Linked DNA regions of Mus musculus: region 1 is linked to region 2. The links are chromatin loops, found by intact Hi-C in ENCODE. Cell type or tissue: left cerebral cortex. All regions are shown on one strand. Each heading gives the region's core, and the rest is flanking DNA. Links, peaks and the distances in the headings are about the cores only.

Evidence for each region. A loop is a pair of places that touch in the nucleus more often than their neighbours do. Peaks named below come from ENCODE experiments on the same cell type or tissue, not always from the same donor. Only the 100,000 strongest peaks of a DNase experiment are listed, where the experiment ranks them.
Region 1: a loop joins it to region 2, with 3 times the contacts of the local background. A loop is called at or near these places in 2 of 42 quality-filtered maps.

The regions. Positions count from the first base shown.
Region 1 is chr2:121,285,410-121,300,893 of GRCm38, reverse strand. It overlaps Map1a (microtubule-associated protein 1 A), which reads right to left and starts at 11,292. Exons shown (of 7, transcript NM_032393.2): 1 at 11,022-11,292; 2 at 10,073-10,174; 3 at 2,215-2,297; 4 at 1,848-1,988; 5 at 1-1,625. The coding sequence starts at 11,259. It also overlaps a transcript of Trp53bp1 not described here. In left cerebral cortex, for the core only: CTCF peaks have their summits at 8,072 (motif pointing right), 10,530 and 11,292; DNase peaks (open chromatin) are centred at 10,576, 11,281, 11,831, 12,175 and 9 more places; H3K4me3 peaks cover 4,742 bases; H3K27ac peaks cover 5,802 bases.
Region 2 is chr2:121,219,924-121,227,923 of GRCm38, reverse strand. It overlaps Trp53bp1 (transformation related protein 53 binding protein 1), which reads left to right. Exons shown (of 28, transcript NM_013735.4): 14 at 76-279; 15 at 4,162-4,219; 16 at 6,674-6,766. Among named protein-coding and RNA genes, the nearest start is that of Trp53bp1, 47 kb to the left of the region's middle. In left cerebral cortex, for the core only: a CTCF peak has its summit at 4,696 (motif pointing left); DNase peaks (open chromatin) are centred at 4,110 and 4,694; H3K27ac peaks cover 1,248 bases.

The DNA of each region.
Region 1 (15,484 bases), core at 4,458-12,457, 69 kb before region 2:
GCAGCTCGGCCTTTGTCCACCTTGAGCCTTCCAGGGGCCTTGGCTTTGTAGAGGGTCTTACGGACCTCAGGGGTAAAAGGCTTCAGGTCTGGTTTAGAGAATTTCTTGAGTTCCGGCTTGGTATCTTTCCTCTTTTCATCCTTCTTGGCGTCCTTTTTCTCCTCCTTCCTTCCCTCCTCCTTCTTGAGTTCCTTCCTTTCCTTCTTGATCTCCTTCTTCTCCTTGTCCCTCTTCTCCTCCAGCTTTGAAATCTTTTCCTTCAGGTGCTTCTTGCCCACTTTATCCTTGATCAGCTTCCGCTTCTCAGCCTTCAGTGCTTCGCTGGACTCTGTCCTCACCCTCTCTGGCTTGGAGGGTTTTTCTGGGGGCTTCTCGGACGGCTCTTTTGCTTTCTTTTCTGACTTGGCTAACTCCTTGGCCAGCTCTGAGCGGGCCTCCTTGGCTCCCTCTTCTAACACCTCCTCCCGTTTGGCTAGCTTGCTCATTGCTGTCTTGGGGGCAGCTTTGAGGCTCTCCTTGCTGTCGGCCCGATGTTTGATTTTGCTGGGTTTCAAGTTGGCAGGCACGGCCCCAGCAGCCAGGTCCTTCTGTGTCGCCACAGGATAGCGCAGGAAGTCCAGGTGCCGCAGCTTTTCCAGGCCCTCCAAGATCTTGTTCTGGGGAGCATTTCCCGGGAAAAGCACTCGCACAATCTTCTCAGTAGGGTTGGCTGGGAGCCATACCACCAAGGCAGTGATGGAGGTCAGGTAGGGGACGGAGATCTCTGCCTCCTTCCCATTGGCCAGCACTATGCCTGTCTTGGCTTTACTATTGCCTGCCCACTTCTGCATGAGGAACTGCATCTCCTTACTGTCCTTGACAGGGTTGAGGACATACATGTCCAGCCTCCCCACACCCATTTTGTGGAAGAGGGTCAGCGGCTCGATGGTGTTGCTGACCACTCGGTACAGAGGCTCGGCTTGGATGCCGAGGCGGTTCAGGTGCTGAAGGGTGAGACAGGCCTCCTCGATGCTGCGCTTGGCCTTGCGGGAGGCGTCGGGCAGCCGGAGCTTATCAGGCACATTGAAGAACACGACTCCGAGCTCAGGGGAGATGAGGTTCTTCACCCAGTCGCTGTAGCTGCTGGAGCCCTGGGACTGCTCCTCCTCTAGCTCTGCCACCTTGCGCTGCAGGAGCCCATTGATGCCTGGCAGATTGTCAGCCCCAATGTGCGTGAGCAGCACCGAGTCAATGCGGTCCAGGTGCCGCACCAGCTTCCAGAAGCAGGACTTGCGGTCAGAACCGCCGTCCACCAGGATGTTAAAGCCATTGACAGCAAAGAGAGCAGAGTCCCCACGGCCACCAGGGAAGATGTAACAGCAAGGCTTGGAGAGCTTGAGGAAGCCTCCTGAGGTGGGGGGCTCAAGCAGGTCAAAGGGGGACGGCACATCCACCGTCTCAGAGACATACTCGGAGAACTCGGCCACTCCATCCATGGTGGGCAGCACAGGCTCAGGATTTAGCCGGAGGTGCAAGGTCTCTTGGGAACTAGACAGTCCCAGGTGGCTCCAGTCACCCTCCCCTAAGCAGGAAACAGTGAGGAAGGCCTGGATCCCAGGGTCTCTATTGCTAAGCAACTGGGCAATCTAGAGGAATAGGAAAGAGAAGCTGATCAAATCATTGGGGTTATCTTAGTCTGACCCAGATTCAGCCCCTACTCTTTACCTTTTTCTGAGGTAAAATGCCTACCTCCTGTCAGGGTTCCTGATAGTCAGTGTTTATAAGACTTCCCCTCCCTTGCCTTTCTCCCTACAACTTAAGTCCTGCCTCCTGTCCCCTTCTTCCAAGACACGCAGCAGGGAACTCACCTCAGGTTTGTGAAGGACCTGGGCGAAGTTTTGATATGAGTAAGTACCACTCTGTAGGATAAGGTCTCCCTCGGGTTCTAAAGTTTGTCCACTCAAGATGAGGAGTTTGTGAGCTGATGGGCTACTAAGAAGATGGTGAACCTGAAATGGAGGGCAGAGAAGGCACAGGTATGGGGCACCCAGGGAAAGGCACTGAAAATCCCTGCCCTGCCCCCTTCAGTGATATAAGGACACATTCCTCACTCCGTATTCCCCAGAGTGGGGCTGAGGATCACAAGTCAGTTCAGATAGTAGCCCGAGGTATAGTGGCGCCGCCAAGGGTCGGTTATAGCACTCAGAACAAGCGAGGCGCAGGCACTGGCCTTACCTCTGAGCTGATGCTGTCTGCAGTGGGGTTGACTAGGATGATGGTCTCGAGGGTCTCACTCTGGTGGCAGAGGGTCCTCTGGCCTGAGGGAGAGATGTAGGCATGTGTACTGAAATCAGTAGGTATTGATTTAAAATGAGAAGTACTGGGGGGGGGGGCACAGGGGAGGAAAAACAAATGATCAGAAAATGGGGTACAGGGTACCCAGTCATCTAGGATGCCACTAAGGGAGGCCTGGGAACTGCCTCCTCCAGCCCTTCCCTTTCCAGGGTTCTCCCTCCTCTCCCCCACGGTAGCAGACTTCTCCCTTCCCTCCATCTGCCACACCCTCCGATGCTGCCCAGTCCCCGCCCTTTTGCCTAGAACTTCAGCCCCAGACAGCTCTGTTGACAAGGAGCTTTTTGTCCCTCTGGAGCACTAAGTTCCTGGTGCTGCCTGGGGATTGGGGGTGGGGGGAGGGCTCCAGGGATGGCGGTCTTTACGGAGCTTTCTCTGCCTTTGCCCGCGGCTGGCAGTAAGGAGTTAGGCGCTTCTGTCTCAGATTCCCCTTCCTTTCCACCCCAAGTCCCCTACCCAAGGACAGAACACCTGTAATAGAAGATGATGGAGACACGTGGCAACTGGTTTCTTGGAGGGGACAGAGGATTCTAACTTGCTATTTTGTTTTCTGACTCTGCCAAGCCTTCCGTGTCAGAGCCGTGCTCCCACCACCGTGCTCCCAAGTATTTCACAGCTCCCTCTCCTCTATCTCCCTCACGTGCCCAGGCTCTAGGGACACCCAGCTCGCTGCAGAACTCATCATCCCTGCGACCAGTTCCCTGCCTCAGAGTACAGAAAGTAAGTGGCTGGCTCAAAACAAGAAACAGGGCCAGCGATGCTCTCTGCCAAGCATCCTAGGACTGGAGGTACAAAGAGGAATGACTCCTGCAAGCTGTTTTTTGACCTACCTATACACGCACACACAGACAGACAGACACACAGACACAGACACAAACACAGACACACACACACACACACACACACACACACACACACCACAGAATTAAAAACAATAGCAAGCAGGGCATGGTGGTGGCGTACACCTTTAATCGGGAGGCAAAGGCAGTTGGGTTTCTATGAATTCAAAGCCAGTTAAGTTCCAGGACAGCCAGAGCCACACAGAGAATTCTATCCCAAAACACCTAGCCAAATAAAAAGCAGGACCGCCAACAACAGCCAAGGCATTGCTTAGGATGGGGGGGGGGGGGCAGATCCTCTCCCCAGGGCTTTCTCCAGACCCACATAAAACACTAAGCAGTGAAAGTAAAGAACACAGTGGGTGAGAAAGAGGCTAAGAAGGATGGACCCGACTTCCCAGGTTCCTGCCTTCCCATCTGCCTCCTCTTCCAGCACAGTAGCAGTCACCGTAGGGTTAACCTTAGGGGCAGCTGGAGGATACTGGGGAGGGGAGGCTCAGAGTCCGTTCCCTGGAGCCCTCTTCGGCGACTCCAACTCCCTTTTCTTTTCTGAGGCTGGGACAAGGGTGACTGGGGCCAGGGCCTTTGTTTAGAGGAAGAGCCTTGATGCCAAGGAGCAGGCAGCAGATGCAACTATGGGGAAGATGAAGGTGTCAGAGACCCAAATCCTATGCAGGGCCTGTTGGGTCCTCTTCTGTGAACTTGGGAGTGGAGGGACACTTTGGCACAGGCAGGCAGGAGCAGGGCTTACGCAGCCTGGGCTATCTCCATCCTCTGCCAGTCTTAAGTCAGACTTAGAAGAGCCAGGACTCCCCCATCACAAACAAGGTCACACTTCAATCTAGGTAGAACAGAAAGACACGTCCTCTCCAGCTACCATCTCCCTACTCCAGCAGCTTCACGGTCCCCAGTGTATCCTCACAAGACCTTTGACCCCACTTCCTGGCCTGACACAGGACCCCCAGCCCCACTCCTGGGGAGCTAGTCCATTACATCGCTCCTTATCCTGGGAGAAGCCTGGTTTCTCTCTTCTGCCCCCCAGCTCTTCCAATGAAGGGAATTGCCGGGTTTTTTTTCCCCTTTATCTTTGCAGAAGACTATCTTAAGAGATTGGGGCGCTTCCCACAGCCAGTGCTGTGGTTGGGGGTGGGCTTCGGGTGTGAAGCTGAGTGGGCAGGAGGGCAGGTGTCTCTGCAGTGAGGCGGGGGGGGGGGTGCTCAGGCAGCTGCAGTCTGCCGCAGTGTGTGAGTGTGTGTGTGTGTGTGTGCGCGCTAAGCTCAGCCTCCAGCTCCAGCTCCGCCCCCACCCCCCACCCCAGCATGACAAGTCATTTTCTTGGCTGCCTCTGCATGGGGGGTGGGGGGTAGGGATGGGGGTGCATGCAGAGCAGGAGAAGAAACTGGCTTCTGTTGGAAGAGCCCCCATCTTGGGAAGGAAAGCACAGATGAGGTGAGGGTGGGGCCGAGGCAGGGAACCCGTGGGGTTGACAGGACGGAGAATGCAGGGCAGCTGCTGAAGAGCCAGGGCTCTCAAGCTCCTGAGTTGCCTCAGAGAGGCCACAGAGGGGGGCTTAAAGCCCCAGGCTCAAGCTGGCCACAGGGAATGGGGTGCGGGGAGCCAAAACCAAACCAGTTAGCCTATACGGAGGCACATGCCACGTCTCAGTGACCCATTCCTCCGTTCTCTTCCAGAGTGTCACCCCCTTCCCTTACTTGGCAAAAACTCGCTGCCACACTCACCCCAGAATAGGGAGCAGCTGAACAATCTAGTAGCTGATAACCCAAGGACCCTCCCAGTAGGTAAATTCCCCCTTCCTCTCAGCTTCTTCTGTTTTCCCTTAAAGACACAGCCCCCAAATTCCTCCTGTGCCCTGGCTGCCAGGCAAAACCGGTGGCACCACCCTCTATTGCTGCCTCTCAGCTGATGGTCCCCACCCCCACCTAGTACAGAGGTGGACTGTCACAGCCCCTGTTGGTTCCACTGGCTGTGGATCCAGGCTGAACCCCAAGTCAGTAATGTTCACCTCCTCTCTCCCTCCATCCCAGGCTGCCTTCCTACCAGGCTAGCCCAGGTCCAGATGCATCAGATTTACAAGGTACCAGATACCCCATCCCAGCTCCTTATCTACCACAGCATCCCCTAATCCTTCTGCCTTGCCGTGCCCTTTGGTTAGGCTCTTACCCTGGGGTGTGGGAGGGAGCCCCTCATGGAGGCGTCGGCTCCGGCCTCAGCCTTAGCCGGGCAGCTTCAGGGAAGAGTCTGCGGCACTTGGGGTGGGAGTGAGGGGGGGCTGCTTGACGGGGAGGGCGGTGCCAGGGCGGGGAAGAGGGGCTGGTCCGTGACGAGGCACTAGAGACTTAACTGTTTCTTGGCCTTTACAGTCTGAATGATCTGGTGCCTCTGCTTGGCTACTGGGAAGGGGAGGGAGCTAAGGGGTTCTCTATCAGTTCAAAGAGCCAGGGTGACCTCCAGCAGCTCTAAGGACCTTCTCCCCAAATCCTGTTTAGTAAAGAAATACTCTCTCGGCATCAACCAAAGGACCACAGCCCCACACCGGGGCACAGAGCCAGCTATAGGAGGCAAGGGCTGCATGGGCCCTCCCCCTTCCTCTTAGAAACCATCTGCTGCCTCTCCCCTCAGATGGACCCAGAGAGTGACCTTCAGTCACTGCAAGAGCCGAAGACAAAGAGGCTAAGGGGCCATAAATGTAAGGGAGCAGTGTGAGGGTAGTGAGTGACGTGGATAGCTGGACCCTGTTCTGCATCGCAGCAATGGGGAGCTGGGGAGGACATTTTAGACTGGAGAGTAGTGTGAATGTTCTGGAGCAGTCCCCCACTGGGGTGGGGCACAGGGACCCTGGGAGCTTCATGCAGGTCTGTGCTAATGCAGCCTGGCTGTAAGAGCACCCACACACGTTGCTTCTGAGTACTGGCTGTTAGGAGGCAGACGTGGAAGGGTAAGGAAGGTTTCTGCCTTCCATTGAACAAGTTAACGAAGACCAAGGACCATCGTCGCCAGGAGCCCAGGCTCAAGCAAAGCTTTCTCACTATAGAACACTCTAACATAAAGTACTCTTAGGGTCAGAGATGATCTTACAATGACTCGGTAGAGTGTTTGGGTCTCAATTGCTGCTCCTCTCCTCTCCCTGTAGCTGTGCTGTGTCTCACTTGATCTTGAACAGTCTTACGTTGACCTTGTGCCCTCCCGGCTCAGCCTCTGTCTCCACCTCTGCTAAGTGCTCCAGGACTAAAGGAAAGATCTGGAGAGCTGGAGCCCTGTGAGGTTCATACTCTTACATCCTGTCCTCTCCACAGTAACCCTCCCTGGGTGTGGTCAGCTCCTTCCGCCCACTCACCAGCCCCAGCCCCACCCCTGCTCCAGGCTGCCAAGGGCTGCTTTTGAAGGTCAGAGAAGCCAAAATAGTCTCTGCTCTCAGCAACCCCTACCCCGCTTTAGCTACAGCCAGAGGAGAGAAGTAGCTGAGTCACCAGTACTCTGGGGGACAGGGGGAACAGGATGCAAAGTAGCAACATGCCATATCCCTATTTGAATAGGAGCGGCCATCGGCATAGACACACACATAGATGTAAACCAGCTCAGCAGCATGGAGTAATACTCTACCTTCTGCAATGTCATCACTCTTATTTCACCCTGCCTCCAGCCTCCTGACTCCTCTATGCTTTTTAGGGATCTCTCAGTGTTTGGCGGGGGGGGGGGGGCACAACCTTAGTAGACATTGGGATTGAGAACAAAATATCATCCTCCAACTGAGATCAGAGCCCACCCTTGTTCTCAGCCATACACCCCCATAGCACACCTTGGCCCGGTGATTCCAGGTCACAGTTGGTTTTCCTTCCCTCCCCATCTCTAAGCTACCATTTGTGACAGCCTTTAACCCTTAATCCCTCTCTCATGCAGTGAAATGGTGAGATGCCAAAGAAGAGAGGGAGGTCTGAGCAGCCCCCGAATTCACACCCGATGCCACCTTCTGAACCATGCCACTAAATGATAAGTTAAACAATCTCAGAGCTTGCTTTCTGAACTAGTGAGTTCGTACATCAGTGCCACCTGTGACGACTGACCTTATCTGAAGAAAACGTTCCTTTCTGCCTACAATCCTAGCCTTGCAATGCATAAACGTGATATTTCTCTCATTGTGGAAGGTTTCAGAATTACCCTAAATCAGGATCCCAGTCTACACTAGTACTGGGGTATCCTAAGTTCTCAGACAAAACCCAAACTGGGGATGCTTGCAAAATGAGGCTTAACTTCTGTTCATCTCTCTCTGCCTTCACATTTCCAATGTAAACCTCTAATTCAGGATCCTCTGAGCACATGAATGTAACAAAGAGTCAGAAGGACTTAAAGGAATTCCTTAGCCTTCTCCTCTCCACCTCTCTCACCTCTTTCCAGTTCTCCAGGGTCTTGGGTAGCCCAGACTGGCCATGGACTTGCTATGTAGCCAAGGATGATCCTATGCCCCTACTTCCCAAGTGCTGGGATGGATTATGGGCCTATGCCACCACACTAGGCTAGCCCATACTTCTTAGTCTTAGAACATCAATCCTCCCTTCCCTATAGGAGCTCAACAGCAAATGCCTCCGTTTTATTGAATCTCAGTAGTGATGTGTCAGTGTGTGTGTGTGTCCACCATTCCCTACCCCCACTGTAGATCCAGGGCCTTCTGCATGTTAGGTGGGCTGCACCCCAGACCTTAAGTACAGTTTTCAATTACCCTAAGTTTTCCTAAAGCTATGTTAAAAATGCTTAGATGCTTCAGAGATCTGGAGGAGGAGTGGGAGCTATAAAGGAAGGCCCCAAATCTCTGCTGCTGATTGGTATGAAAGCTACCCTTTACATTTATTTTATTTTATTTTTTTTACCAGACGTGACCACTAGAAGGAGCTGGGCCACTGACTATCTGAGGGCCCCTTCTTTTCTGTATGTGTGGGGGTGGGATTGTAAATGTAGAGGGGGTAGGCCTAAAAATAATCACGCTCTTCCTATCATTGTAAGACATATTTTGTTCCTTCATTATTCTGGCCATAGTGGTCTACCCTATGAAGTAGGCCAGAAAGGTCAAACCATAAGACCGTTAGTGTATCTCCTTCAGTTCACCCCAACTCTTGGGTACCCTAACCTATCCACTCAAAGGAGGCTGGAAGGAGAAGGCAGTGCCTGCAGCTGCTTTGGGCAGGCTGTGTTCAGAGACAGCTGAAAGAGAAACTAGCAGGGGTGGAGCTATGGCTGCCTTAAGCTTTGTGCCCCCCTGCCCCCAGGAAATTCTCCACTGTTCTTCAGGGACAGAGGCCACCATGACAATGTCTAAACCTAAAACAAATTCTGTATGCTAAAAGTACGTTAGCATCTCGAGTGGATGGCTTCAAGCCCCTTGAGGACACCATAGCAAAACTGATTGAGGACATCAGTGGGTGTTTCTATTCCAGTGCCTGTTTCTGAGAATATGACACCCTGCAAACCTCTTCCCAAGCATTTCCTTAGTCTCAACTGGAAGAACAGCTAGGGACTTTGCCTCAGATATTGTTCATTTCTTACAGTACTCAAAGTCTCTATGGCCAGAAGGACAAGGTTAGAGAATCTGGTTTGAATTCCTAGTAGGACCCTAGATAACACTCAATCCTCAGTAATCAGTTGAACCCCCAGCCATCCCTTTATTCAGCCTTGTTTCTAGGAGTGTCAAGTGGCAAAACTGTCTTTTGGTCATAGGGAATAGTGGAGGATGTCATGACATGGGTCATTGTCAAAAGAAGGTAATCTCCAAGGAGCAAATGGCTCGTTTTCCAGGAAGCCAGTCCCATCAGGAAGATGCCAGCGTCATGGTATTTAAGCTGCTGCACATACTCTAAGTGTAATAGAGCTTTAGCCATGTCAACCTCACTTTCTCCAGCCTCTCCACAGCAGCTCATGAGAACTCATTGATGAGGAACTGGCCAGACTGGCGGAGCAGAAAGTCTATCTGCTGTACTGGACTGTTGAGAGTTAGTAACATGTGAAGTCTGTTATTTGGTAGCAATGACTATTGAGTACATGGAAGTCACATCCTATAAAACTATACGGAAGCAGGTACGGTGGTACATGCCTACAACTCTAGTACTCAGGAGGTAGAGGCAGGAGGATAACAAGTTTGATTGCATCCTAGACTACATGTGGACTATAGAGTGAGATCCTGGTTTTTTTGTTTGTTGTTTTTTAAAAGAAAGTTATATTGATTGGTGTGTCAACATTTACAATAATATGGCCAGATGCCCAACACCTTTATCAAGGGACGTAGGACTTTCCCAACTCTCTCCGTAGACACCTGCAGTAGAATGCTAATTAAGCTTTTATCGCACATTTCTAGACGAGTTCTCCCACCCATCAGACCTGATCTCAGAATCAAGCCTCACAAATCGAGGAGACCTTTGTCCCAGCCTGGCTCCCTGGGTGCTGATCTGATCAGCCCTAGGTGGCAGCCTTCTGTTCTGCTCTGAAGATCTGCTGGCTAAGCCAGGAGGAAACAGAAAAGAATCCTGGAAGGTGGGCTGTGAGAAATAAGGGTCTGGGGAGGTGAATGAGGCATTCTGGGATGTTTATAAAGAGAAGCAAGAAAGCTGGGGTATGCAGAAAGGGAACACAGAGGAAAAGCTTTTACCTGCGAGTGGTTTGATCACTTTCTTAGTGCTTGTCAGCTGCTGTGTACAACAACGTTTTTCCTGACAAAATTATGCTCTACCATCATATTGAGTGGTTGCAGTGTGTACTGGGCATTATCCACAGCATGTGTAAATAGCTGTGGAGCCATCAAAAGTCCCTCCCTTTTTACCTACCCAATCCTCCCATAAGGCCAGTTCTGGCCTGGATACTGGACCCAAAGGACTGAGACAAATAACCCTAGTCCTAACCTTTGACCTCTGAGGAGAAGTGAGCTAGGTGCCGGGTAATGAAGAGTCTCAACTGTTGGTTCAAGTCAAAGGATGATAAGTCAATATTCCAGGAGAGAATCCCTGTAAAAGAAAAGGGGGAAAAAAAATAAGAGGGTTCTAGTCAAAGTCACCCACAGAAAGCATTGCCAAGCTCCTGGGAGAGGAAAGAAATGGGAGGTGATGCCTCCAAGAAGGATAGCTAGTACCTGCTTTTTCCCCTTTCCAGAGGGCAAAGAGCAGAGTTTAGAATGGGCTTACTAATAAATGAGCTTGGAGTTTTTGTTTTTCAAGGCAAAACAGTTACGGTAGAAGTGACACGCAAGGGTCTATTTCCATATACTGTAGGTTTCCATAATGATCCCTCTTGCTAAATCAGATTCTAGATTCTCCTATGCCCCCTCCCTTGCCTCCATCCCCTGCTTCCACCCGCAGGTGGCTCCGCAGCACTGCGCCACAGGCACGGCTGAGGGAGGTGAGCTGCAGAGCCACGAAGGTCACTCTCTAAACTTGGCTGCCAGCATTCAGAGATTTGAGATGTGTACCTCGCGTTCAAAAACCTCCCCTAAAGAAGAAATTGTAAGGTAGGGACATGGACTTTTCAGGGTCTGATGAGGACTTTCGGATATATGGTCCAGTGGCTTCGGGAAAGGGGTGTGACCAGAGGGACCCCAGGGTCTCCACGGAGCTTCTCCTGCTCCTGCTCCGGGACACTGCGGAACAGAATGGGGTATGCAGAAAGGATGGGCAAGCAAGGTGTTGGCAGCTCGAGAGGACAGAGGCACATTCATGGAAGATGCAGGTGACAGGGTCGCAGGTTTCGGGAAGTGCACATAGAGATAGAGGAGACAGAAATGTGCACTGGGAGATGAATGCAGATGGCGGAGAGGCATGGATGGAGTACTGCGTAAAAGCCAGGAGAGCGGCTCACCTTGTTCAAGGTGGGCCCGCACGGCCCTCAGCTGACTCTCTGTACCGATATCGCCGATCACGATGAGCAAGGAGTATTTCCGCAGGTCCCAGCGCGCTGCCGCTACCGCGGCACCGGCCTCGCAAAGAGGCTCCGCCGGGTTCTGAGCTGGCGGTGCACCGAGGCTCTGGAGCCCCAGCTCCGGAGTTGTCTCCATGGCAACGCTGCCAGGCCGCGCGGTCCCGGCTTCGGTCGCCATGGAAACTCCCGCGGAGTGTTAGGCTAGCTGCGTCCGCTGCGGGGAGAGTGCGCGCGGTTCTTAAAGGCCGGCGGCAGGAGCCGTTCATTGGTCACTGCCTTCTAGGGGCGGGGCTGAAGCGCCGCAGGGGCGGGGCGGGGATGCGGTGGTTGTGCCGCTATGGGTGGTGGCTGCAGTCATCCACCTGCAGTTTTCCTGACCAAGTGCCCCTCTCCGACTTGAGCCAGGGTAAGGGTTCTGCGAGACCCAGCCGAGGGCGGAGTCCAAGGCGCGAGAACAACATCCATCTAGTTAGGCTGTGTCTGCGTTGAGCACAGTGTGGGAGGCAGTTCCGCAGCTTCTCTCGAACCTTGGGGAGCCATCTTGCCCTTCGCTGTCTCGGGGTTTCTATCGTGGTCTCCATCTGGCAATTATCGTTGTCTCTATTTTTCCCCCCGCCTCGCTGCATGCCAGGGTCTAGGTTACCAACCTGGGTTTCCCCGTCCTTGCCCCGAGCTCCGGGCGTGGTCAATCAGGCTGCGCAGTATTGGAGGGGACAGGATGACCTTCCTACCCTGAGTCCCTGGAGAGTAGTTATTCCAAGGATAGTGGTTGGCTAGTCTCCATATTTGCTGAGTGCAATGAGCTCAGACTGCAGCAAAGAGTATTTGAGTAAAACCCAGGAAAGACTTCCCAGCTACTAGGGATGTGACACAGTGGATAAATTTAGGAGACCATGTAATTACTGTACAGAACTGAATTAATATTCTCTGTCTTTCCCTCTCCTTCTCTCCATCCCTTCCTTTCCTTCCTCTCCCCTTCTCTTGCTGAACCCCCAACTCCCCATTCTTCAAAGACTCTCCACCACTACAGCTGATCTTACCCTGAGTCATTCTGTTGTGTGCATCAGAGAGAAGGCCTGTGTTTAGGCTCCAGTTATACTTGCTTTTTCTTCCATTTACCTTGCACTTTGGAGATGGTAGAAGAGAAGAAAGGCTACGGAGATGATTCAGTTGGTAAAGTACTTCCCTGGCAAGCAAGTGTTCAGGTTCTCAGAACTGTAAAAAAAAGCCAGGCACAGCGGTGAGCACTTGGAATCGCAGAGATGGTAACTAGGAGGGAGAGACAGATGAATCTCTGGAAGCTCGCAGGCCAGCTATACCATTGAGAGACCCTGGTATCTATAGTACAAAGAAGAAAAGGGTGTCTGAGGGACACCACTCCAGGTTGTCCTCTTGCACTCACATGTGCACACATGAAATCCTACTCCTTAAAAGGATAGAAAAGAGGTAATAGCTGATACCTCAAGCCTGCCAGTGAACCACGTTCTGACTGTTAAGTACCTCACAGAAATCTTAGCCCTATCTTGAAACATACTATACCTAACCATCCAGTCCATACTGTAAGTACTTTGGACATGCCATGAAAATCCTTTCTGTAGCAGAGACAAGAAAACTACTCTCAGGACATCAGATGGTAGGGTGCCTCTTCCCATACACTGCCAGCTGCAAACCCGAATCTGGAAAATGGCATGGGAAAATGTGCAGGCCTTTACTACAATCATAAAGAGTGGCATATGTGGCAGGAAGCCAGAGTGGAGCAAGGGGACAGTTTCCATAGCAACTGTAGAGATGAGCCTTTAGACCAGCAGAGGGTCTCTGTCTAAGGGACAGCAGCAATTAAGTACAGAGTCAGCTTCCATTAAGGCTAGCAGAGGTTAGACAATAGATATAAATGGTACAGGAGGAATCACACTCAGATTAGTCAGTAGGGCCGAAATTTAGGACTCTGATTTTAGATCCTGCTATAATCAAGTCTTAGTAATTAATGGCTGCAAATGCAGACTGTAATGGTGCTAAAAAAAAATCACACATGTGTTCTGTATAACTACGCAGTGGTCCCGTTGCCAAAGGCAGACAAGGTCATAGAAAGATTGGCTCCAGGTATCTCTTATTCATTCTCTTCTGGGTGATGTGTCCATTATAGTCATTACAGTACCAGGGAGTATCTTAAAAGCTAGATGTAGTGGTGGAGTGTGTCCCTTAGTAGATGAGGCAAGAGGATTGCTAAAGTCAAGGCTCGACTGGGCTACATAGTAAAGCCGTAACTCAAACAAGCAAAATTCCATCAACAACAAACAATATTTTTAAGTCTTAAATTATACACATATTTGCACAACGTGCTCTGTAAAGAAAGCTGGAGTGTGTGCATGTATGCTCCAGATTTTCTTTTTCTTTTTTTTTTCTTTTTTTTTTTTTTCTCTCTTTTGAACAGGGTCTCCCTGGCTGACTGGAATGGAACTTACTATGTAGACCAGGCTGCGCTTGAACTCAGAGATTTACCTGTCTCTGCCTTCCAAGTGCTTAAATTAAAGGCATGCTCCAAAATACTTGGACAGATATTAATTAATTTTTGTCTGTCTGTGCCTCTGTTGTATATGAGCACGCGTGTTTCGGTAGCCATGGAGGCTGAAAGAAGTGGCATTGCAGGAGGTTGTAAGATGCCCAGTGTAGCCGGGCAGTGGTGGCGCACGCCTTTAATTCCAGCACTCGGGAGGCAGAGGCAGGTGGATTTCTGAGTTCGAGGCCAGCCTGATCTACAAAGTGAGTTCCAGGACAGCCAGGGCTATAAAGAGAAACCCTGTCTCGAAAAAAAAAAAAAAAAAAAAAGATGCCCAGTGTAGATGCTGGAGACAAACTTTGGTCCTCTGCAAGAGCAACAATCACTCTTAACCATGGAGTCTTCAGACCCTGTGCACCAGAATTTATAACGACAGGAAACACATGGGAAAGACTTAGAAAGCTGAATAAAGAAGAGTGGTATAGTGGCACACATCTGTTAGCCTTGCAGTTGGGAATTAGAAGCAGGAAGACCAGGAATTCACCCCTGGTTCCACAGCACGTTGAAGCCTGCCTCCATGCTGCATAACAGACCTCGTCTCACAAAATAAATAACAAAGGCCAAGCAACACGTTTTTACCTGTTTTGTGGCCATGTTTAAAATTCTGCTGTGTCAGAAGTTGTATAGTAAAAGTTAGTTACTCAAAAGCCCATTTATTGGTGTGTGGCGGTTGCAGGGCTTTAATCCCAGCAAAAGCAGGTAGATCTCCGAATTCAAGGCCAGCTTGATCCACATAGTGAGTTCCAGGCCAGCCAGGACTAAATAGTGAGCAAGACTCGGTGTCAAGTTAAAAAACAAAGCAAAACCACAAACAAATAACCCACCCAAAGGATTGTTGGAAAATTGTGATATGCATGAATGTAATACAGTCACGTGTGTAGCACATACAGTTGTTCTAGGTGACTGCAGAGCCCATCTTAGTGTTTTATTTAACTGTGGATTCCTTTGCCCATCACAGATGATCTTTAGGATGCCTCCATAACAGATACTGGGTATAAGAAATGCCTTTGAATTGTGAACATAGAAGGGCCATTGAATTGTGTGAAGCATCTCTAAGGGCCCACCACTGGAAGAGAAGTCCGTTATGCAAGAGGAAGACAGCAGCACAGACTTTCTCCTTAGGCCTGCACTAGCATGGTCATAAAGCAAAAACTGGAGGGCTAGGAAGATATTTCAGTCCATAAACTGTTTTCTGTGTAAGCACGAGATCCAGTTTAACCTCTATAACCCACATAAAAAGCCCCAAATGGTGGTATATGCTTGTAATCCCAGAACTTAAGGAGGCAGGGACAGGAGGATACCTGGGTTTTTCTGGCCAACCAGCTCAATTTAATTATTGAACCCTATGTCCCAGTGAGAGACACTACCTAAAAACAAAACAAAACAAAACAAAACAAAAAACCCACCAAAAAATGGTGTTTTTGGGGGCTGTAGAGATGGCTCCGGGGTCAGGAGTCTGAATAGTCAGAGAACCAGAGTTAAATTCTAAGCATCTACATGCACACAACCATCTGTAAGTTCATGGGAATTGATGCTTTTTTCTGCCTCTACAGGCACCAGATTTGCATATACTGTATAGACATACATGCAGACATACACATTAGATTGATAAATAAATTACAAACAGACTACCCCACCCAGGGATCCATCCCATAATCAACCACCAAACCAGACACTATTGCATATGCCAGCAAGATTTTGCTGAAAGGACCCTGATATAGCTGTGTGAGGCTATGCCAGTGCCTGACAAATACAGAAGTGGATGCTCACAGTCATCTATAGGATGGAACACAGGGCCCCCAATGGAGGAGCTAGAGAAAGCACCCAAGGAGCTGAAGGGGTCTGC
Region 2 (8,000 bases), core at 1-8,000:
TCATTTCAAGTTGCTGTTTTTCATGTTTGTATTTTAGTGTTCTTTCTTTCTTCCTCCCTGCCCCCTTTCTTTCAGGGATTAGCAACTATCCAGAAAGCACCATAGCAACCAGTGATGTCACATCTGAAAGCATGGTGGAGATCAATGATCCTCTACTTGGGAATGAAAAAGGGGATTCTGAGTCTGCCCCAGAAATGGATGGAAAACTGTCTCTGAAAATGAAACTGGTTAGTCCTGAGACAGAGGCCAGTGAAGAATCTTTGCAATTTAGCCTGGAAAGTAAGTTTTATGTTTGTATTTGGTAATTAGTTACTCCAGGTTATCCACATCAGGGGGGGTTACAAATGACTGTGGATACACCACCTCTGTGGCACCCACACGAACAAGTACATATCCTACCCCCATACACATAATTTAAATAAAAGAGTCTAGAGTAGAAAATGTAGGATTTGCACTATAAACTTATGTGGACACTTCCAGGTAAACGCAAGATGTTTGGTTAGAATAAAAAGAGGGGGCTGGTGAGATGGCTCAGTGGGTTAGAGCACCCGACTGCTCTTCCGAAGGTCCAGAGTTCAAATCCCAGCAACCACATGGTGGCTCACAACCATCCGTAACGAGATCTGACTCCCTCTTCTGGTGTGTCTGAAGACAGCTACAATGTACTTACATATAATAAATAAATAAATCTTTAAAAAAAAAAAAAAAAGAATAAAAAGAGGATGTGAGATGCCCTGGAACTGGTGTTACAGATGGTTGTGTGTTGCCATGTGGGTGCTGGAAGCAAATCTGGGTCCTGGGAAGGAATAGGTGCTCTTAATTGCTGAAACTCTCCAGGCACCTCTCCCAGCCCCAGAATAATTTTTACAAAATTGCAGTGTCAGGTGGTAGGAGCTGAGGTATAGTAGGATAAGTCAGACATTGCTAGTTTGAAGAGTATGGGCTGGTGCCTAGCAACGTGAGGCCTTAGTGTGGGCCAGAGAGAAGACAACTCTGCATGTATCTCATCCTTGTGCTGTTTGCTCAAGGCTGCCAATTGTCTGAAGTCTTCTCTCTGGAGTAAGCTGAAGCCTCGGGTCGTGGTGTTGGAGCTCACTGAGAAGCCGGTTCTGGACATGGAGTCACCCCCTCCCCTAGAGCAGATCCACACATGTTTGTTATTGTCTTCCAAAACTCCCTGTCCTACTTGGGAGGCAGAGGCAGGCAGATCTTTGAGTTCAAAGGTCAACCTGATCTACAGAGTAAGTTTCAGGACAGCCAGGGCTTATAGAAAGACCCTTTCTCAAAGCAAACAAACAAACAAGCAAAACCCAAAAAACCCTGTCCTGGGGCAGGCTGCATCCTAAGTATGTAAAAGGGAGAGAGCATTAGACAGTTAAGGGTGTTAACAGACATTGCAGCCTTAGAAATAGCTGCAAGGCGAGGTTACCATTGCTCATCCCATCATCAAAGTCCTGCAGTGGAAAGAAGAAGCAAGTTTGTCATGGAGAGAGTGCTGTGCTCTGTCTGGGTGGTCTCAGTGGATGCCTTAGTCACCTGCTTCTGTGGGGCTCTCCCAGTTTATGTCTGCTGGGTGTGTTCTGTACCTGACTGGGTGGTGTTTTTCTATCTGCTGCTAGTCACTGTTTCTTTTTATTTTTCTTGCTGTATACTTAGTAAGCTCACTCATTTGAAACTGAAGATGTGACTGTTATAGATCAGTCCCCAGACCAGTTGGAACACAGGGCTTATTTATTTGAACCTAGAATGTCAATGGGAATGACAGTATTACATGATTTCACCCTTATTGTTATTTTGGGGATGAAATAAGAGCTTACCCAGAGAGAGTCTTGAGAAAGGGGCTGGTGTTGGCCTACAACACCTCAAGTTCTCAGCACAAAGGAGACTTACTTCCCCCAGAGAGACAATGGACAAGTAATAAGAGACAAAGGATGGGGTGAAGAGAAGAAAAAGGAATGTTTGTCTCCATGGGGACAAAGGACTGTCTCTGGATAGAGAGGAGACAGACTGGCCCTTAGGCAAGTGGTGGTCTATAAAAGTAAAAGGAGAAACCCCTTGTTAGGATATGGTGTTTAATTTTAACTGGGCATGTTAGGTGAGCCAAAGAGGGTTTTTGATTTCTGGACTTCAATATTTTAATAGCCAGACCTTAGTAGTCAGCCTCAGGAGGAGGAGGTAGCCGGATTAGGGAGTAGATCTTGGTGGCTAGCTTTAGGAATGGAATCTAATGGTTTTTAGCATGGAAGGGAGGACAGGGGAGAAGGGCATGGCCAGAGCCATGGTTGCCAAGCCTGGACTGGCTAGGGTGTCTTCAATATGCTGATGGTGGTAGTTGGGAGTCTGGAATAGGAGGACCTCAAATTCAAGGCCATCCTGAGCTGAGAAAATGGAGGTAGGAGGGGGAGAGAGGTGAGGGTCATGTTAGCACTGAATTCAACTTGACCTTTAGATGGAAATTGTACCTAGAGACGAGAAGGAGCCAAACTAAGGTCTGTCAGTCACAGTGATACATAGTACTCCCCTCTCCTTTATTTATTTGTTTGTTTGTTTTTCTACAAGGAAGGTAATATCAATCTCTGGGGCTCACAAATTCATTGACTTAATTTCACCCTCACAGCAGTTTACCCCTACTACCGTTTCCCATGGTATTTTACCCCTAGGCTGGTTGACGAAGCTCAGGTCCAGCCACCTTTCTGTTCCTGAACAGGAGGGCTCTAGCTACTGAACTCTGCTGCCTCCTTGATAGATGGTTGAGCATATGTTGAGTCTTGAGTGCTTTGTGAATATCTGAAACACTTAAGAACTGTGTTTTTCTGAGACTGGAATAAATTGCGGATGAAATGAACACAATTTAATCCCTTGACACTTAGTGACACGGTTATGAAAATACTGTGTTCTCTTAGCTTTGCACTTACAGTATTGTTGCTGACTCTTCTGTGGGAAGTGTCCTTTCAAATATCTGTCCTTAAAACATTTTTTAAAGTGAATTTATGTGTATGAGTTTTACGTGTGTGTGTGTGTGTGTGTGTGTGTGTGTGTGTGTGTGTGTGTGTGTGTGTGTGTAATGTTTATGCGTAGAACCTATGAAGTTCAGAAGAATCCTTTAGGGCTGGAGTTACAGATGGTTGTGAGCCACCATGTGGGTGCTGGGAACTGACTGAACCCAGGTAGTCCCCAAGAGCAACAAGTTGGGTAAAGCCTTGGGTGCCTTCTACATGAGTGTTTCTAAAATGAATCATTTATATATTAATTTATATATTAACTTATTTTCCTATATGTTTATTTATTTTGACATAGTTTCTTTATATGGCTCAGACTGTTCTAAAATTATTGTGTAGCACAGATTAGCCTTGAACTTAAGCGTCCCAAAATGTTGATATTACAAGGGTGTGTTTTACTTCACCTGGCTTGCCATGTAGTTTATTCAGGTTTTTTGTTTGTTTCTTTTTTAAATAAAGTGTTAGCTCAACATGGTGATGCACACCTTTAATCCCAGCACTTGGGAAGCGGAGGCAGGTGGGTCTCTGTGACTTTGAGACCAACCTGGCCTACATAGACCCTGTCTCAAAAAAGGTTTTTTTTTTTTTTTTTTTTTTTAAGTTTATGAATATTTTTAAAAGGTTGATTTATGTACTTTATGTATATGAGTGTTTTGTCTGCCTGTACATTTGCACACTAGAAGAGGGCATCAGATCCCATGGGGCTACAGTTATAGATGGTTGTGAGCTACCATGTGGGTGCTGGGAATTGAACCCAGGACCTCTACAAGAGCAGGCAGTACTATTAACTGCTGAGCCATCTCTCCTTTCCCTAACCCCACCATTTTTAGGTTTTCTCTTGTATTTTCTCATGTGAATTTTAAATTTCTTGTATGGGAAGGTGAGTCATAATTCAGATGGTTCAGTTTTCACTGACATATTATAGATTGTAGTTCTGGCAAAGTACATACGTTTTCTATAGGAAATCTGAAATGAAATAAAACGGTTGAGATGAGTTAGCCTGTGCTGCTGTGCATGTCTATTCTGTTGGCCTTTAGCTCTTCTTGTTTCCTTGTTTGTATTTCTGTTGTTGCTGGTGTGGCAAGCAGGCAGAGGCATTAGACTTGGGGTGACTGATGTCTGCTTTTCTTTCCTTTCTCTCACTGCTTTTGTTTTTGTTCAGAGCCTACAACTGCTGAGAGAAAAAATGGATCTACTGCCATTGCAGAGCCTGTTGCCAGGTAACCAGGGCTTGTTGTTATTTAGAGAAGTTTAATGCAAAGGTGCTGCATAAAGAGAGGAACACACTAAAACACTCAAAGCCCAGCATAAAGAATTCTGCAGTGTTTTGAATTACAGGCTTCCTCGGTAATTTTAAATATAACAAACGTTTGTTATTCTTACTGTTAGAATACCTACTAGTTTTCCTGCCATTCAAGTTCTTACTGTTAGAATCTAAGTACTTGTTTTCCCACCATTCAAGCCTTTTCTTTTTCTGTTGATGACCAAGGTGGGGGAAACAAAGGGCCAAAGGAGATGGTTCTAGATACACTGTCCTGGGCTCTGTGCTCAGCTGCAGCCTCAGGACATTCTGCCTTTTCTTGCCAAATTTCTTGCCAACTGCTATGCTGAGTTGTTTTTGCTTTGTCAGGAATGCTGCAAAGCCTTGAGTGAAGTATGCTGGGATATGAGGTTTTGGTGCTGAGGCTCTGCCATCTGGCGGTTGGGAGAATAGGCTTCTTGGTTTCTGGTGTGAGTCATCCCAGTGGGAAAACCCAAGCCAGTTGGTGACATACAGGTGATGGCTCTAAGGCCAGCACAGGCAGGCACTGTGAGTAAAGCCAATTGGATGTGAGAGTGCGCAGGGCTGAAGATGGCAGCCACACCTGTGCTCCATTCACAGTTCTTTGTCTCTGCCAGTGGCTGTCAATTTTTAGTGAGCTAGCTGGGCTCGAGCCCAGTTGTCATGCTTGCCTAAGTGAGGACTGTCGTTCAGCCCCTACTATGACAAATAAGTGATGCTTTAAAAAGAAAGGATTCAAGCTTATTATTGCCAAATCTTTAAAAATTTGAAGAGAATTTTAAATTTTTTAAAAAACATAAAGTGCCTACTGACTATAAATGACCCTCTTTGTGCCTTCTGAACTGTTGGGGAGAATATAGGGAGGGACGATGAGGAAAAAGTAAAGGATGGCGGGTTATGGGAAAAGGTGGAAGTCATTGGTATTGCCACGAAGCAGTTCTTTTTAAATTTAAAAATCTATGCTTAAGACTTCTGTTAATTTTTTTGACCTTTGGGTTCATATTAAGAAGTTATTGAGCCGGGCGTGGTGGCTCACGCCTTTAATCCCAGCACTCAGGAGGCAGAGGCAGGCGGATTTCTGAGTTTGAGGCCAGCCTGGTCTACAAAGTGAGTTCCAGGACAGCCAGGGCTATACAGAGAAACCCTGTCTCGAAAAACAAAACAAACAAACAAACAAAAAAGAAGTTATTGAAAGAGGATGGAGACTTGGCTCGGTGGCTAAGAGCACTGGATGTTCTTCAGAGGATCTGGGTTCAGTTCCCAGAACCCACATGGCATGCAGCTCACAGCTATCTGTAATTCCCGTCCCAGCGGTCTGATGCCTTCATCTGGCCTCTTTGAGTTTCAGGCATTTGTGTGGTACAGAGACATACATACAGGCAAAATACCTGTATACCTGAAAAGGTAAAATTAAAAACAAACTATTAGTAAAATAAGACATTTCAAATGAGATTTGTATTGTAAATGGTTGCTGCACTCTCTGCATTTAGGTAAAGTATTGCGTGTCCATGAAAGACCCCTGGACTCTGTTCAGAGCACTTGATGCCATCTTAGTTTTTTAGTCATTTTACTGTGGGAAGACAACAGTAGAGAGTAGTGTAATATGGACAACCGTATTGTAAGTGGCCAGTCCTCTTTGATTATAAAATCTTGGAGTTCCCCCCCTTCCACTAGTGGGTTATTTTGAAGGAGATTCTATTTCATACCATTTTATGTAATTATTTCAAGCCCTAAAAGATAAAGACTCTTATTTTAAATTAAGCAGTTGTTACTATACTTTTGACAACAGTGATTTCTTAATGCTATCAAGTATTTGGTGTTATCAAGATCCCAAATCTAAAACCCCATTCAATTCATATATTTAACTTTGTTTGCTTTTAAATCAAAATTCCTCTTTTTTGTTCCTCTTCCAAGTTACCTTCTAAAGGGACTAGATTGTTCATCTTATTTATTTCTGATTTTTTTCTCTTTATATCCTTTTCGTCTTTAGAGTCTCTCCAGTGACCTCACTGAAGGTTTTTACTGTGTGTTTTGCCTGCATCTGTGTGCCTGTACCTCACATGTGCCTGGTGCCATGGAGGCCAGAAGAGGGTGTCACACACTCTGGAACTGGAGTTACAGATGGTTCTGAGTTGTCACGTGGGTGCTGGGAATGGAACCTAGGGCCTTTGGAAGAGCAGCCAGTGCTCACAACTGCAGAGATACCTCTTTAGTTCCTATACTGAGAGATTTTTATTGTGCTAATTTGAAACATATCAAAGAGTTGGCTTTTGGGGTTTATGTAGGTTGGCATTTGGGATGCCAAGGAACTCTATGTCTAAATAGAGTGATCTCCAGAGATACTTTACCATTTGAAATTCATAAGATGCATTGCTTTAATGTATTATGTTAGTCTCCAGAAGCCGGTGCCTGTGTTTGGCTGCATCTATGAAGCCCAGCAAGAGAAGGAGGCTCAAAGTGAGGCTCCTCCCTCTGCACCCGACAGGTAAACATTTTGCTTTTCTTTTTTGGGGATGAGGTTTCATTTTGTAGCCCTGGCTGGCCTTGAACTTACAGAGTTCAACTTGTTGAAGTTGAACTTACCTGCCTCTGCCTCCTGAGTGCTGTGATTAAAGGCTTGTGCCATACTGTCTGGTGTATTTTCTGCAGCATTGATTCATTGCATGGCTGATTCCATTTCATGGTATTGATTGACACTGTTGTGTGAAGTTGGCTGTTTATGTATTTTACTTGCTATGCTGCTAGATGTTGTTTTGCCCAGGCTTGCCCTAGCTTCTGGGCTTAAGCATTGCTCGTCCGTTAGCTTCCTGAGCAGGTGAGACCACAGCTGCATGACTTTGTTTGTTTAGTTTTATCGAGATAATATTTTTCTGTGTAGCCCTGGCTATCCTGGAACTTGCTCTGTAGACCGGGTTGGCCTTGAACTCATAGATCTGAAAGGCATCATATCTGGTTATTTATTTGTTTGTTTGTTTTTTTATATTTATTTTTAAAGATAAATATTCTTTTGTAATTTTATATTATAAAAATTTACTTTCATTACAACTGAATTTGTAATGTAAAATGAATTTTGTAATTCATTTGTAATGTGTTCTTTTGTGTGAGTATATATGTGAGAGGCTGCAGTGTGCTCTCCATCCACTAGAGCAGTATGCACCCTTACCCCCACCCCGCACCCACCGCCCCTGTTGTTTCTTTGGTCCTCCTTCAGTCTTTCAGTGCCTCTCGCTGAGCCTGGAGCTCCTCATGTTCCCACCATTTCCCTACAAGCACAGAGATTACTAACACAGGCTTGTTAACCACACCTAAGTGTTTACAACTACATTTTAGTATTGATCATTTGTCAAGTGCTTCTAGGAGAATGAGAAGTACCAAATTCCTGATGTTTGGTAGTAATCTGCTAACCCTGCCAGTATTGTAATGAGTCACTGTCACCCCACCCAGAACTTTTTGAGTCATGGTCTCACTCTGGCCCTGGCCTAGCCTGGAACTCACTATGTAGATTATGCTGACCTCAGACAGATCTACCTCATTCTTCTGGGATTGAAGGAGTGCTCCACCAGTCCTGCCCATCACTTTTGGTCTTTTTTTTGTTTTTGTTTATTTGTTTTTTTGAGACAGGTTATCCCTGGCTGTCTGGGAACTGACTTTGTAGACCGAGCTGGCCTTGAACTCAGAAATCCTTCTCCTGAATGCTGGGATTAAAGGCGTGCGCCACC